5 separate regions of the Homo sapiens genome follow, and all the other regions are linked to region 5. A link is a contact called in ENCODE Hi-C or POLR2A ChIA-PET data. All regions are on one chromosome and are shown on one strand. The core of a region is the stretch at or near the end of the contact, and the rest is flanking DNA. Distances in the headings are between cores, read along the strand shown. Region 1 holds the start of RBSN (rabenosyn, RAB effector). Region 2 overlaps RFTN1 (raftlin, lipid raft linker 1). Region 3 overlaps RFTN1 (raftlin, lipid raft linker 1). Region 4 overlaps SH3BP5 (SH3 domain binding protein 5). Region 5 holds the start of ANKRD28 (ankyrin repeat domain 28).

What was found. A loop is a pair of places that touch in the nucleus more often than their neighbours do. ChIA-PET counts read pairs that join two places held with the same protein, here RNA polymerase II (POLR2A). Pooled maps may share reads with other maps.
Region 1: a loop to region 5 is called in a pooled map, with 10 times the contacts of the local background. The contact joins the promoter of RBSN here to the promoter of ANKRD28 in region 5. A Hi-C loop is called at or near these places in 1 of 37 single-sample maps with no recorded cell type and 10 of 50 pooled maps. POLR2A ChIA-PET finds 5 or more read pairs at or near these places in 2 of 52 experiments (GM12878 and MCF 10A).
Region 2: a pooled map shows a loop between it and region 5 (5-fold over the local background). The contact joins the enhancer-like site here to the promoter of ANKRD28 in region 5. A Hi-C loop is called at or near these places in 6 of 37 single-sample maps with no recorded cell type and 5 of 50 pooled maps.
Region 3: a loop to region 5 is called in a map of GM12878, with 2.0 times the contacts of the local background. The contact joins the enhancer-like site here to the promoter of ANKRD28 in region 5. A Hi-C loop is called at or near these places in 1 of 168 maps with a recorded cell type or tissue (GM12878), 4 of 37 single-sample maps with no recorded cell type and 5 of 50 pooled maps.
Region 4: a loop to region 5 is called in a pooled map, with 4 times the contacts of the local background. The contact joins the enhancer-like site here to the promoter of ANKRD28 in region 5. A Hi-C loop is called at or near these places in 2 of 37 single-sample maps with no recorded cell type and 7 of 50 pooled maps.

The regions. Positions count from the first base shown.
Region 1 is chr3:15,097,729-15,100,428 of GRCh38, reverse strand. RBSN (rabenosyn, RAB effector) reads left to right here and starts at 1,281. Exons shown (of 14, transcript NM_022340.4): 1 at 1,281-1,394; 2 at 2,155-2,310. RefSeq lists enhancers at 1,194-1,323, 1,212-2,076 and a silencer at 2,414-2,493.
Region 2 is chr3:16,432,552-16,435,251 of GRCh38, reverse strand. It overlaps RFTN1 (raftlin, lipid raft linker 1), which reads left to right. Exons shown (of 10, transcript NM_015150.2): 3 at 1,215-1,401. Among named protein-coding and RNA genes, the nearest start is that of RFTN1, 80 kb to the left of the region's middle. RefSeq lists a silencer at 1,398-1,527. Within about 2 kb of position 1,425, at least 3 of the 41 ENCODE cell types and tissues checked have a DNase peak (open chromatin) inside an H3K27ac peak, as active enhancers do.
Region 3 is chr3:16,372,806-16,375,542 of GRCh38, reverse strand. All of the region lies in intron 5 of RFTN1 (raftlin, lipid raft linker 1), which reads left to right. Among named protein-coding and RNA genes, the nearest start is that of OXNAD1, 110 kb to the right of the region's middle. RefSeq lists an enhancer at 1,701-1,750. Within about 2 kb of position 1,487, at least 8 of the 41 ENCODE cell types and tissues checked have a DNase peak (open chromatin) inside an H3K27ac peak, as active enhancers do; they include GM12878, where a contact is called at or near this core.
Region 4 is chr3:15,266,735-15,269,434 of GRCh38, reverse strand. All of the region lies in intron 4 of SH3BP5 (SH3 domain binding protein 5), which reads left to right. Among named protein-coding and RNA genes, the nearest start is that of SH3BP5-AS1, 14 kb to the right of the region's middle. RefSeq lists enhancers at 1-234, 414-952, 953-1,492 and a silencer at 1,280-1,389. Within about 2 kb of position 1,299, at least 11 of the 41 ENCODE cell types and tissues checked have a DNase peak (open chromatin) inside an H3K27ac peak, as active enhancers do.
Region 5 is chr3:15,796,722-15,799,421 of GRCh38, reverse strand. ANKRD28 (ankyrin repeat domain 28) reads left to right here and starts at 1,443. Exons shown (of 28, transcript NM_001349278.2): 1 at 1,443-2,700.

The DNA of each region.
Region 1 (2,700 bases), core at 32-2,531, 700 kb after region 5:
AGACGGGGAGCTTGGCATGTTGCTTTGCTTCTGACAGGTTAGGAAGCCTCTTCCTTGTCTCCATCAGTAAACAAAGGGAAGTCATTATTCGCTCCTGCAGATGTTGTAACGTTAAAAAAAAATTGGCCATCAGATTGAGAGAAAAGGCTAAGTCACTGGAGCCAATTTCTTTTGTACAGATGAGAGAACTCAGGCGAAGAAAGGGGAAAGGACCTGCTCAAAGCCACAAAGTAACGTACAGCCAGGGCTAGAACCCAGATCTCTAGACCCCTAGTTCACTGCCCTTTCACTGGTGATTGCTTTCCAAAAACTCAATGCTCTCCAAGTCCGGAGCCCCATGTCCTTAAATGGAAGGTGATGGAGGCTCAGTGCTCCTGTCCAGAGACCAGGTGGGGAAGACTTTTTGGAGGCAGGGAAAGTGAGATGGGCAAAGCCAATATGCAGGACACCCTCCTACCTACCTACCTACCGTGCAATTACCTCAATCTTCACAACACTGTGAAGCGGAGACTATCATTATCATCCCCATTTTACTTCTGTAAAAGGGGGCCAGTAACACTGCAGGGATGTAAACGGAGGCCCAGGATCGTCCCATCGTCCCATCGTTCTCTGCAGCTCTTGCTCCTAGAGGCTGGCTATTGCTAAGGTCCAGAACGTGTGCAGGGCACAAAGCAAATAGGTCTCCGGGACTGGGATGAGGTTTTGCCTCTCTATACCCCGTGGTACCCAGCACAGCGTAGGCACGGGGTAGGTCCTGGCTGATCAATCGTCCTGCCTTTTGAAAATGCCATCTTTTCCACAGGCTTGGCCATGCTGTACACCCCGGGATACACCTTCTCATACCAAGTCTCCACTCTCATGTGGTTCTATTCTTGGACTTTCCATCGCCTCCACGTCCCCTGAATATTTTTTCTGTCTCTAGCTCTCAGGAACTTTGATTCCTTGGCTGCCTTATTCTTTGTGCACTTTGGTCAAGAGCCAAAGATCTACTGGTCTCAGCTTTCCCACCTGTACAAGGCGGTGCAGAGCCATTGGCTGGCTTTGACGCGCTATTAGTTCGAATTCGGGACGTAAGAACCGCACAAAATTACCGAGCCCCACTTTCTCTCCGCTCCCCACCATCCCCTCCCTCGTTCGGAAAGCGCCTGCGCAGAAGCCGCCGGCCCGCCCTCCACTATTCGAATCCGTATCCGCCCTTTTCGCGCCCTCGAAGACTCGGCGCTCGACAGGCGTCTACCAGCTTGTCTTCCGGTTTCGTCGCCGCCGCAGGCGCACCTGCCGAGTTCCGAGCGACCGATGGAGATGGCGGCTGCGGCTGAGTGACGGACGGTGGAGGCCCAGAGCCCGGGCCTGAAGGGGGGGACAAACCTGGGTGCCCGCAGGAGCCCGGCAGGGTACATACAGAGGGTCAGGCCCAGTCTGGGGGGCGGGGACACGACTCCTCCAGAACGGAGACGGGCGGGCCGTGTGTGGTTGTGGTGGGTGTGACGTGAGAGGTGGGAGATGGGGCTTTCAGGCCGTGCGTTTCGCTTGTGTGTGCCTTTGATGATTGGGCTCTGTGTGGTTGTGCGGTTACGCGGGGCGTATACACTTGGGTTTGGTTGTGCAGCTGTGGGTGGAGTGGGTGGGTGCTTGTCTCCCGAGCGGTTGTGTTTGATTCTCTGGTTGTGTAAAGCTGAAGCGTTTGTATTCTGAGTTCGTGTGGAGATGTTCGGAGTGTTTTGTGTGGTGTCTGTGCGATGTGTGACGTTGTCATGTCTGCTTCACGGGATTGAGTCGTTCGTGTTGTGTGTGGTCATGCGATGTGTGTATAATCATGTTAGTTATGTGGGTTGTGGTTGCGATCGTGAGGCCGGGTTGAGTGCGGCTGTGGGATGTGTCGTCGATGCGGCATGTGGCGGGGTGACATTCATGCTGGATGTACGGCTGCAGAACATGTAGCTATATTTATTTTTTTTATTTTTATTTTTTTTACTTTTTACGTGATTTAGAGTGCGAGGGGCTTGCTTATGTGTTCAGTTATGGTTGTGGGGTCCAATTCGGTGGTTGTGTTAGATTTCTTTATGGTGTATGCTTAGTTATATGATTTTGGAGTTCATTCATTTCTTCGTTCATTCATGGAGCTTTATTGTGCTGCTTCATTGTGTGTGCCAGGTACTGTGCTAAACCCTGGGGAGACGGCGAAGTGGAAAACATATAGAGTCTGTGCCCTCCCAGATTTTACAGTCTTACTTGGTCACTTCACGTATGTACCTGCGGTTATAAATTGAGATGAGTGCTGTGAAGGAGAAGTCCATTCTGATGCTCTGAGTAAGAGGCATTTCTTTTGAGGAAGTGAGGTTTGGGTTTGGGCTGAGGCGTGAAGGGTGGTTGTGTGGCATGGATGTGGTGGGCTTTGTGTTATTTGTGGTCGTTAGGGGTGAGTGCATGGGAAGAAAGGGAGCTGTCAGAGTCAGCATCAGATGAACCACTGGCTGGGGAGGGAACAGGCCAGACCTAGGGCTGCTATATTCCAGTGGAAAAGTTATGAAGTCACTGGGTTTCTTAACTAGAGGGAAAAAATAGGGACCTGGTGTCTCATTTGTTTATTTTCTGAGTTGCTGCCACCCTTCAGCTTTGAGGACCAGGCAGTCCCTCCTCGGTGGTCTTCTACAGTCCATCCAAAGCTGAGGGTCACACATCTCCCCTCACTATATACTG
Region 2 (2,700 bases), core at 176-2,675, 640 kb before region 5:
AAAAAGCTAGGTGTGTAATGTTATGCTGACATTTGTGTAGAAGAGGAGGGAAATATATAGACCTGTTCACTTTTGTATGAATTCTTTGATTGTTAATGCATATACACACAAAAAGATAATACTGATTTCCTCTAAGGAAATAAATGTAGGAGGTAGAGGATAGGGCTAGGATGTAGACTTTTCACTGAATACACATTTGTACCTTTTGACTTTTGAACGTTGTTTGCCCTTCTCAAAAATAAATAAATTAAAAATCCAAATTTTAAAATAATTCAATAGGTGAAAATATTCCTGGTTTTTATTTGTGTAATTCTAATGCTGAATTAAAGTGTGTTTTCAAATATTGGTTAGCCTTTTACACTTTTAAGGCAATTGCCTATTCATATATTTTTCCCGTTTAAAAATTATTTTGGGGTGGGGAGTGTTTTGCAAATTTAAGGAAATTAGCCCTTTGTCTTAAGGGTCACAGAAATTTTGTTCCAGTTTGTCTTTTGACTTTGTTTATGCTGCTTTTTGCCACCTAGTATTTTTATATTTGCTCAATGTATTTTTCTTCTTTTCCCTTCCCTTCTTCCTTTCTTTCTTTATTTCTGTGTGTTTTTTTTTAGAGGGTGGAAATGACTTTTTCATTGTGATCACTGATAAGACGACTCTAGATCTAAGACAGTCCATTATTATTTTATTTTATTTCATTTTTGAGACAGTGGCTTGCTCTGTTGCCCAGGCTAGAGTGCAGTGGCCCTATCATGGCTCACTGCAAACCTCCCCATTTCCAGCTCAAGCGATCTTCCCACCTCAGCCTCCTGAGTAGCCAGGACCACAAGCACTGGCTAATTTTGAGGGGGTTTTTTTGTTTTTGTTTGTTTGTTTGTTTGTTTGTTTGTTTGTTTAAGAGAGACCGAGTTTTACTATGTTGCCCAGGCTGGTCTCAAACTTCTCGGCTCAAGCGATCCATCTGCCTCGGCCTCTCAGAGTGCTGGGATTATAGGCCTGAGCCATCACGCCTGGCCGACATCCAATTATTAATGCCTTTGGGTGATTTGGAAAACGACAGGCTGCTTATAAAGTCTGTTTGAAGACAGTAAAAACTGGGACAAACTCATTTTAGCAGTGACCTAGAGGATCCTCCCCGAGGGCAAGGGAAGAGGGGTTTGGGCAGGGCTGAGTGGGCGTTGTGATGGGTCTTTGATGAGCCTCTCCTCTCTCCACTCCAGCGGAGCTCCCTGGGTCCTCAGCAGTGAGGCTGGCCTCCCTGCGTGACCTGCCCGCCCAGCTCCTGGAGCTGTACCAGCAGGGCTTCTCGCTGGCGGCCCTGCACCCCTTCGTGCAGCCCACCCATGAGCGGGAGAAGACGCCCCTGGAGCACATCTTTAGAGCCATCCTGATCAAGAAAACCGACAGGTAAGGCCTCCACGGGTGAATGGGTAGCATCCTGTTGCGGCTAAGTTATGCTCAATAGAGGAGGGGAAGTGAGAGGATGGGGTTGGGGGTTGAAATTTGCATGCTGTCCTCAGGGCCTCAGCCCTCAGACAGGTGAGGCAAACAGTTAGACAACCAGAGAGGTTTCTTTCCTAGCATCCTGCGATGAAAAACAAATGCATGTCCAACTGCAAGTAGAGAGTTCCATTTTACATTCTTTCCCTCTTTTAACTCACTGGATTAAACTCAGCTAGAAAAATGTCTCCTCAGAAGAAGCATATGCCCAGAATGATGTGGCTAGTAAAAGTGCAATACTTTTAAACTGAAAGGCATGACTGGAAAACAAATAATTTTGTTTAGAGGCTATAGACAAACTTAATGTCTTCCCGCAAAGTCTAGAAATACTTTAACATTTTGCGCCTACCATAAATTCTGTCAATCACTTGACAGTTAAAAAAATACAAAAAATAAACACCACCTAAATAAAATGCTATAATTGGTTTGGTCTTGATTTAGATTTTCAGGGCTTGGGGATGTTTTTCAGTTTGGCTTGCCCAGTTGAATGCTTATGCCTATATTTCAGTTGAGCCTAATTAAGAAAAGAGAAGTGGGGTTAGTCTTTCAAAAGGAACAATATTAATTTTTTTAAAAAAAAAAAACAGTGAGGATGGGATGGAGAGAGCAGTATGTTTTTCCTGCTTTCATAAAAATAAAAATTAAAATGAAGTCTGGGAAAGGAAATCAGATTTGTCTTTTGGCCAACTATCATAGAAGGAATGACAGCATGTGCCACATTTTAAAAAGGGAGTACAGAGCAGCTCCTCCTTGTTCTCTCCTTTTAAAGTCACTTTGCAGGTAGACAAAGCATTTGGCTGGTGTGCTCATAAGGGACAGCTGTGAGGCATGAGGTTGCGTGTCTAAGACTGACTCCTCTTTCCTTTCCTTTCCTTTATTTCTTCATGGTTGATCAAGCTCTGGGGCTCTTACTCTACATCAACACACATTACGTCAACACACATTAGAATTCAAAGTGAAAGGTGGTGCATGTTTTTGCTCGAACCCAGAATTCACACATGTTTTGGTAGGGCAAGACTTTTCTCAGTGTCTGCCTTTTATGTGTATTAGTTTGTCTTTCTCTCTCTCTCTCTTTTTTTTTTCTGTAGAAACAAGGTCTCGCTATGTTGCCTAGGCTGATCTTGAAATCCTGGCCTCAAGCGATCCTCCCACCTTGGCCTCCCAAACCACTGGGATTATGGGTGTGAGCCACTGAGCCTGGCTGCA
Region 3 (2,737 bases), core at 238-2,737, 580 kb before region 5:
TCACATATAAGCCTTTCAGTGGTCACGATGGCAGTCACCCTCCAAGTGCCCTATTCTGTGTCCTTCTTGTGTCATCTCAGTAACTCCTCACAACAGCTTTATGGCAGAAGATGCTATTACTAGATCCATTTTACAAATAGGGAGTGTCACCTTTTATACCCCCATATAGTTAAATTTCTTTATCACAGCTTGAGTATTTGGCCTCCCTGAAGGCTGAACGTCCAGGGACCCTGTCCTTATTGGTTGTGACCCTCACCTGACCCCCAGCCTCTCTCCTAATCTTTCTCCTAGGAAGCCCACTCACTGTCACTCCCCCACAGGCACACACGGGCCCCCCCAGGCACCCCTCCCCACTGCCTGCTCAGCTCCCAGCTTGCCTTCTCTCAGAGCCCCCTAAGGGAGGGTGAAGTGTTTTTTACTCCTCTTCTGCCAGGTGGGCTTAAATAGGCAATCACAGCAAGACAATTAAAAAAAATCCAGAGGGAGTCTCCCTCCTCTTCCCTCCTTCTCCTCAGTTAATTTATTTCCTTTATAGGAGGCCTTGGGGAGAGGAATCTAGGCAATGCCTGCTCAGACAGGACTTTCCAGTGGATTCTCCATGCGGAAGCAGGGGCAGGTCGTCCCTCCCCATCTCTGCGGGCTCGGTGCAGCCGTCACGCCTCCTTGCCCCTGCAGGTTCTTGGGGAGGCCCGCCGTGGGTTCCTCTTCCTGCTCGCTGACTTATTTCCTGGTCTGGGGGAATTTCCTTTTGGTTGGAGGTCCGTGCTGTGCCGTGATCACCTGAGCCTGTGCAGGGACAGCCTCAGTGTCTCCGTTGCCACAGCTTCCATCAGAGAAACCAGGAGGCTAGACAGGTTCACGAAAATTCTAATCATTCTCACCGTCACCAAAATAACAAGTCTTCCAAGCACTGCCCTTCCTACCCTGCACCTCCTCACTTAAAATGCTTAGAAATGTCAGCCAGAAACCCAAGCGTGTGATGCCAATCATGTTTCTGGCTGAGAGGATTTTATTCAGTAGCCCTCCCTGGCTGCCAGCTCATTGTGAATGGCCAAAACCTGGGGGTTGGGCTTTCCTGATGTGAGGGCTCCTTCCCTCCCAACTCCCTTGGGATAGTTGGACCCCATGATGCGGCCCCCTCCCAGATCTGCCACCTGCCGCCATCTTTCTGGCCTTTTACTCAGTCCATTAACAAACAGCTATTGAGCTCCCACCCACGGTCATCAGCCCCTGCCTTCTGTGTCCTGATGAAGTTAGCCTCTTGTTAGATTTGGGAAAGAGCCCAGGGTTTGGGGTTTGAAAGACTCTTGGCTGTGCCACTTACTGGCTTGTGATTTCTGGGGGATCCACTTAGCACTTCTGGGCACAGAACCAGGGCCACCCCCTCTCATCAAGTTTGGGAGAGTCACATGAGATGGTGAAGGTGAAAGGCCCTTGTAAATATGGGACACATGCCTGTGGCTGCTGTCATGCTTGCAGGTGGAGTCCTGTGGATTGTTGTGCACGCAGCAGCGGTCCCTGCACTTTGCCTTTCCTGCTGCCCTGGCAAGCGGGCCTCACTATTAGTACCTGCTATTAGTACCCAAGCCTTAGCGAAGCTTGAGCAGCCTTGCCCAGATTTAGGCATCTGGATGGAGCAGCCTGGGGCCCTTCTACCCTCCTGCCCTGCCTCGCCACCATGGTGCCCACTGCCTCCCTTCCCAATGCAAACCTTTCTGCTTAGTTCCTTCTGCCCATGACCTCAGCAGCCTGCAGTCCCCACCCAGCTTGGACTGCCCAGCCAAGTGTGATGCCCACTTGTTCCTTCCAATGCAGCTAATGACCAGCTGCCTCCTCCTCCCACATCTAGCCCTTGGAGCCCCAGATTTTCACCCAGGCTCTAAACTCTTTCTTCTCTCCAGACCAGAGGTCTCCTGGGACAGCAGGGCCCAGCCAGTCCCCTGCTTACCCTCAAGACCTGGGCTCTCTGGGGCCCCACCTGCAGGCAAACTGCAGCCTTCCATCCTGTGCCAGAGTCCCCACGCCCAGGTACAGACCTCAGGGCTGGACAGCTGCCTCTTTCCTCCCCACTCCCTAGTAGCCTGGCAAGGCCTGAATGGACCAGGCTCCAAGGCTGGCAGGACTCAGCCACCCCCACCCTTGGGCCCCATGCCCCCTTAACCTGCCCTCACTTTCTCCTCTGGTTGGCTTAGGTCAATACGGTGAACACGTGTAACAGGAGGGATCTAAATGAGGCAAGGTGGGGGAAAGGGAGAGATGAGAAGACAGTCCAAATGCTCCTTGGGTGCTCTGCCAGTACAGTCCTTCAGCCACTCCCAGAACATTCTCAAAAACAATGCCTTCCCTATCCCTTTGGGACTTACCATCCCATGTCTGGAAAAATCTTCCAGCTGGGGTCATGGCAGAGTCACAGAGCAGCTGAGAAAATTTAAACAAACGTGGGGCTTCTTTTTGGAATCTTTGGTGCTTGCTCACGTGAGGATGTGTGTTGGAGAATCAGAATATTAAAACATCAAAGGACATCACTTTTGGACAGTTCTCTTGGCTGGTTTCCATGTGGGTAGAGAAAGGACTGGAGACAAGGAGATGATGGGGCAGAGGAGCGTACAAGGGTTATGCATGTGCAATCAGGTTTCTCCCAATATTTCATTGCTGCTGATGCTTTGGAGGCTCTTCGTTCCAACACTGTTTCCTTTTCCTGAGAAATTTATTTCTGTCTCTGGCTTCAGTCTGGCCC
Region 4 (2,700 bases), core at 50-2,549, 530 kb after region 5:
CTCAGGCTTCCAGAGGGACGAGGTTTTCCAGGGTTTGCTCCCATGGAACCCCAGCAATACTGGCTGGGTTTCGAATCTGTGATGGGGAGACCTTGATGAACAGCCCTAAATGGGGGCTGCACTTCGGGTATGTGCTGTCGGAGGAAGGCAGGGGTCATGGCGGATTAGACCAGAATCAGGTGTGTACTTACGACAGGCCTTCTGGGCTGGGATTCAGGGAGTTGACAGGCACAGAGGAAGCGGACTGTGTGTGATCCTTACTCACAGCTTGGCTTGCTGGGTTTTATGTCATTATATTGGGTTCTTTACTGGCTCTCATGACCACCTCTCTGACTGCGTTACTCAGAGCCAGAAATGGTGTGCCTTAGTCTGTACAGGCCAAGACAAAATACTAAACAAAATACCATAAACAGGGTAGTTGGTAAACAATAGAAATTTATTTTTCACAGCTCTGGAGGATGAGAAGTGCATTGGTAGGTAGGACATTGGTAGATTCAGTGTCTCATGAGGGCCTGTTTCTTGGTTCACAGATGACCATCTTTTCCATGTCCTAACACGGTGGAAGGGGTACATGAGCTTATAAGGTCACTAATCTCATTCATGATGGTTCTACCCTCATTACCTCATCACTTCCCAAAGGCCCTATCTCCAGATACCCTCACACTGGGGATCAGTTTCAACATAAGAATTTTGGGAGGACACAAATGTTCAGACCATAGCAGCTAGGGACAGTTCTTGGCTCAGCAGTACTTGGTTACCCCTGCCTAACTCTATCGGGTTTCTTAGAAGTCACGCAGAATGTTCCTGGATACCTCTTCCCCCTTCCAGGCTTGGCTCCTGGGCTGCCCAGGCTCATGTTCCTGGTATCCCCCCACACCAGCCTGGGTCCATTGTGCCCCTCTGCATTCTCTGTCTAGATTCCCAGCGCCTGGAAAACGAGTGTAGGGCTGGTTTGCTGCAGGGTGGGTGGGTGAGCTGACCTGTGGCTTCAGCAGCTCCAATAAGACCCTGGACGGCGCGGGTACGGGGTTGCAAGAGGTCTTGGTGACTCCTTGAGAAAGCCGTCTGGGGGACTGGATTAGAAAAGTCAGCAGGTTAATGCCAATAGGATTTCCCTTTTAAATGTCACCTGCCACAGTGGCTCAAGTCCTGGGGGATCTGATAATTAAAGATGGCCTTGTGCTTCCTTAAATAGAAAGCTTGGCACACAAATGACTTCAAGAGTCAAATCCGCGTTGACTTTACGCACCTCTCCCTGCAGCCTGAGACTCTCGGCTGAGCTTGGCTTTGTGTGGCCTTGCGCCTCCTGCCCCCTAGTGGGCGTGATGCTCACAGAGCTAGACGTGGGCTAGAAACAACTTTTCTGGGTCATCTCGAGAAAAATGGAAGGGGTGGCTGGAAATCTTGGAAGTTCACAAGCCAAAGCCCGATAGATATGAAAAGGACAAAATGTAAGGTAGCTTCTTCCAAGAAATTAGCTGAAGGGCCACTTTTCCTTTTTGCCCTTCTTCCACCCCAGCTGGAGACCCATGTCAGCCTATAAGCAAGCATTTCAGAAGTCATTTAATCTGTTGTTTAAAGATAAACAAACCATGCTTCTGCTTTGTGTATCTCTCATTTTTAAGTCCCAGGGCCCCAGTGGATAGTGGGTGGCCTCCCAAGGAGTGGCATCCCCAGACCTCCACACTGTATAACTCAGGGCACCGTTCATACCACAGACTTTGGGAATAGCGCTTTTTGGAGTTGTGCAGTGCAAGACCTGTGGGGCTATACAAGATGGCCCTGTACTCCTGAGGTCATGAGGGCTTCATAGGGCCCTGGGAGGGCCAGCTGATATGTGCCTTCTCTGTGGCCACTGAAGGGAAGGGCCCATTTGGTTTTCTTGGGCTTGGGGGCAACCTCTGCAGATTGGCAGGTGTTCCGGGTCACATGCCAGGATTTCCACCTTTGAGCTGATATTCCTCTTCCCAGATCCCTTCACAGTTGCATAGGCTGGAAATGCCCCTCATTGAACAGATGAGTTAAAAACAGACACCAGCAAGAGACAAAAGCCTGTGGCAAAGCTTTCCCCCATCACGTCCCTGTGCCACTCAGAATTTCAGCGTGCAGAGCAGGCTCTCCGAATGTAATGGATGATGCAGAACATAATTCTTTCTCCAGGACACACACTTGCATGGTTGGCTTTGAAACAGTGTCGAGTAACTGGGAACTCTCTGGACTTAGCGTTTCCCCCAGTGGTGCTCATGTTGACCCCTCCTAGAGCCTCACGGGCCTGGCATGCTCAGCCAGCTGAAAGCTGTGTGATCAAAGGGCTAGAGAATGTCTCCTCCCTTGTCTGCCTTCTGGGTACTCTAGGATGCTTGTTTCTGTAGAACAAGGGAGCTTCATCTCACCCTCTTCTTCCAAAGTATTACTTAAGGGTCTAATAAAAGAAAATTCCGTGCTCAGAAAGGCCCAGGGCTGTCTTGAAGAAATGGCAGTGGCTTGGACTACACGATCCCTCCAGGCACAGCGGGACACTGGGGTTCCCACGTAACGTGCCCAAGATTATCTATGCGGCCCCTCACACTTCCTGTGGTGACATCAGGCAGCCACACTTGGAGCCATGGCTGAAGCCGATATACTAGGAGGTGGCAGCAGCCCTGGTGTGCTCTGTTAGGCCACATGCAGTGGCACAGACAGGGACAAAGGATCAGTTTT
Region 5 (2,700 bases), core at 194-2,693:
TGCTTCTTCCATAGATTGATACATTTTATAGCTTTCAATGGTTCTTGTTTTAAATTCTGACATTCTTATATTTGTATCATGCTGGGATTTTTTGTTTTTTTTTTCCTTTTTATGGTTTTAAGACTTGCTTTGAAGTACCCATTTAAAAATAACTCGTTTTAGAATATAGCAATAAATAGTATATTCCTTTGTTACCTAAACTTTTCACAACCTTTATAGGTTACCTGTTTGTTAAGATCACTTTTATAAGCTAGTATTACAGGTTGCAAAGATCTGGAGATGAGTGGAGAGAAGAGAGTGTGTCTGTATGTGTGTGTACTCAGTGATAGCAGAATAGATTAGAAAGAGTATGTGTTTAAAATAACACACAACTTTATTAATTTATACAACTTTGGGTAAAATACATCATTTCTGAGTCTGTTTTTCCCTCTATAATGGGAATACAGCAAGGTTATTGTATTAAATGAGAATGTACAGCACATAGCATATCACAGATGTTCAAAAGTAACTATTATGTTTATTATTGTTTATTAATAAAAATGCTAGTTAATATGAAGAACACAGATTGAAGGGGGACCATGGTATTTTCTTTGTAAGTTTTCTCTTGAGAAATATCCCCCATGTTGGGTAAACAGAGAAAGAAGAAAAAAAACGATGAAATGATTGGCTTTGACATTTATTTATGGCTTTGGGAAATTTATAGGGAGGGAGATTATTTGTATTACCCTGTGCCCTTTTGACATAGGTAATTCAGGACGAAGGACATTTTTTTTTTCATGTACCTCTTTAACAGATTTTTAAGGCTTTATTCCCTATCCAAATGGGAAGGTAGGATTATTTTATTTCTTCAGTGAAAAATCAAATGATTTATATAATTTTAGAGTTAGGATTTCTACATTATGAAATTTTTGCTTTTCCCTTTAAAATATGAATCAATGATTGATTAAATTCACCAATTTAGAAATTGTTAGACAATCTTAAATTTCATTTGTTTAAGCTTTGCATTCTAGAAAATAAAATACACCTGGCAGATTAAAACTGATCTTGGTAAAAATATGAATAAAACAATTTCATGGTTTTTATAATCTAATAAAATATTTCTCCATCTTTAAACCTTTTTTATGAGTCCATTGCAGGCATATTCTTACTGCAACTGTCATTATAGGGTTAAACATTTGCTTTATTGTAACACACGAAAGCAGTTAAGCCGTTTGGAATTGTTTACTTGCTAAAACCACTGTTAGTCAGCAGAGGCAGTACACCAGATTTCCTTGTGGCTTTTAGTGGAAAATGTTAAAAGCGCACTCATTTTTCAGTTATAGAATTTTTTAGTTTGATTTGGATTAGTCACAGAACTGGCATGAACCTTCTAATTGTGAAGGCTGTCCAAATGCACTATTTTTTTCTCCTGCTAGAGGAAGTTACATCCCGAGAAGTAGCTCAGATCTCTGGTAAGTGTAACATGTGAGCATTACTAGGCATTTCATCCTGTGGGTCTGCAGTCTTTGCTCTTCAGACTGTTGCTCCGTTGGAATGCTTCTGTGGGACTGATACTGAGGTTCTATAGATATTTTTTAAGGACCTACTCATTTGGGGATGTCAGTGGTGTTTTGCAAGATCATCTGAGGAACAGGAAAGCATTTGAAATCTGAAAAGGATAACTGTGGCGGTTTTCACAGTGGAAGGAAACTATATTGGCAAAGAGGCAGATGACTGAATAAAGTAGTTGGCTCAAAGAAGATGCACAGTCTGCTATTTTTTTCTCTGAATGAAGACTGTTTAATGGAAGCTGTATTCATGTGGAGATCAAAGGAAACACTGGAATGATACACTACTATGTTTTTCCCCCCCCTTTTTTTTTTTAAAGAAAACAAAAAGCCTGAAGCAGTAATTTGAGCTCAAATGCCTTCTAATTCCTTCACAGCCTGCTTGTTCTACTAGGATTCTCCACTAACACCATTTCTGCCTGGTGCCTGTGCCCTTTTGCTGGAGCAGCCACAGACAACTGCCTGATGGAGAAAGAATGAACGCTCTGCCTTGCTTATGCTATCGATGGGAATAAAGCTAACTGTGTTTCTTCTATTATATGGGAAACCTGGATTAATCAAGCTGTATTCTAGTACCAAGAGTCGTATTGTCTCTTGTGGTCTGACTCATCACATGTAAACGTACTGCAGCTTTGCTATTAATGCAGAGTGGTTTTTTTTTTTTTGTTTTTGTTTTTTGCCCCTTTCCCAAACACTGAAAGAATTGTTAACCTCTGAGCTTCATTTTCAGGATTTGTGCTGAGCTCTAGATCTTTTTTCTGTGAATAGTATCTGCATTAAACCAGTGATGAAGAAATGAAGACAAATTAGAAGTGGAAACAGAATAGTGAGATTTTATTTTTTATTTTCAATTATAAGCAAAACAGCTACTGGTAACTATATGACCTTGCAGGCAAGAGTGGGTATCGCTGTGATCATCTCTGTCACAGCAGTTGTTTCTCATTTCATTCTATATTGTGTGGTGTTGTGTCACCAAAAACAATGATTGTTTTGTGCAAGTAAATTTCAGAGATAGAGCAATAAGACTATTTTGGTAGAGGAAAAATATTTTTAAATGAGCTTGGACTCAGTTTTAGTTATTGACATGTTGGTGTGAAATTTCTTCTTAAGTATTGCAGTAATCCAACAGAAATAATAGAATTTCGTTATATTT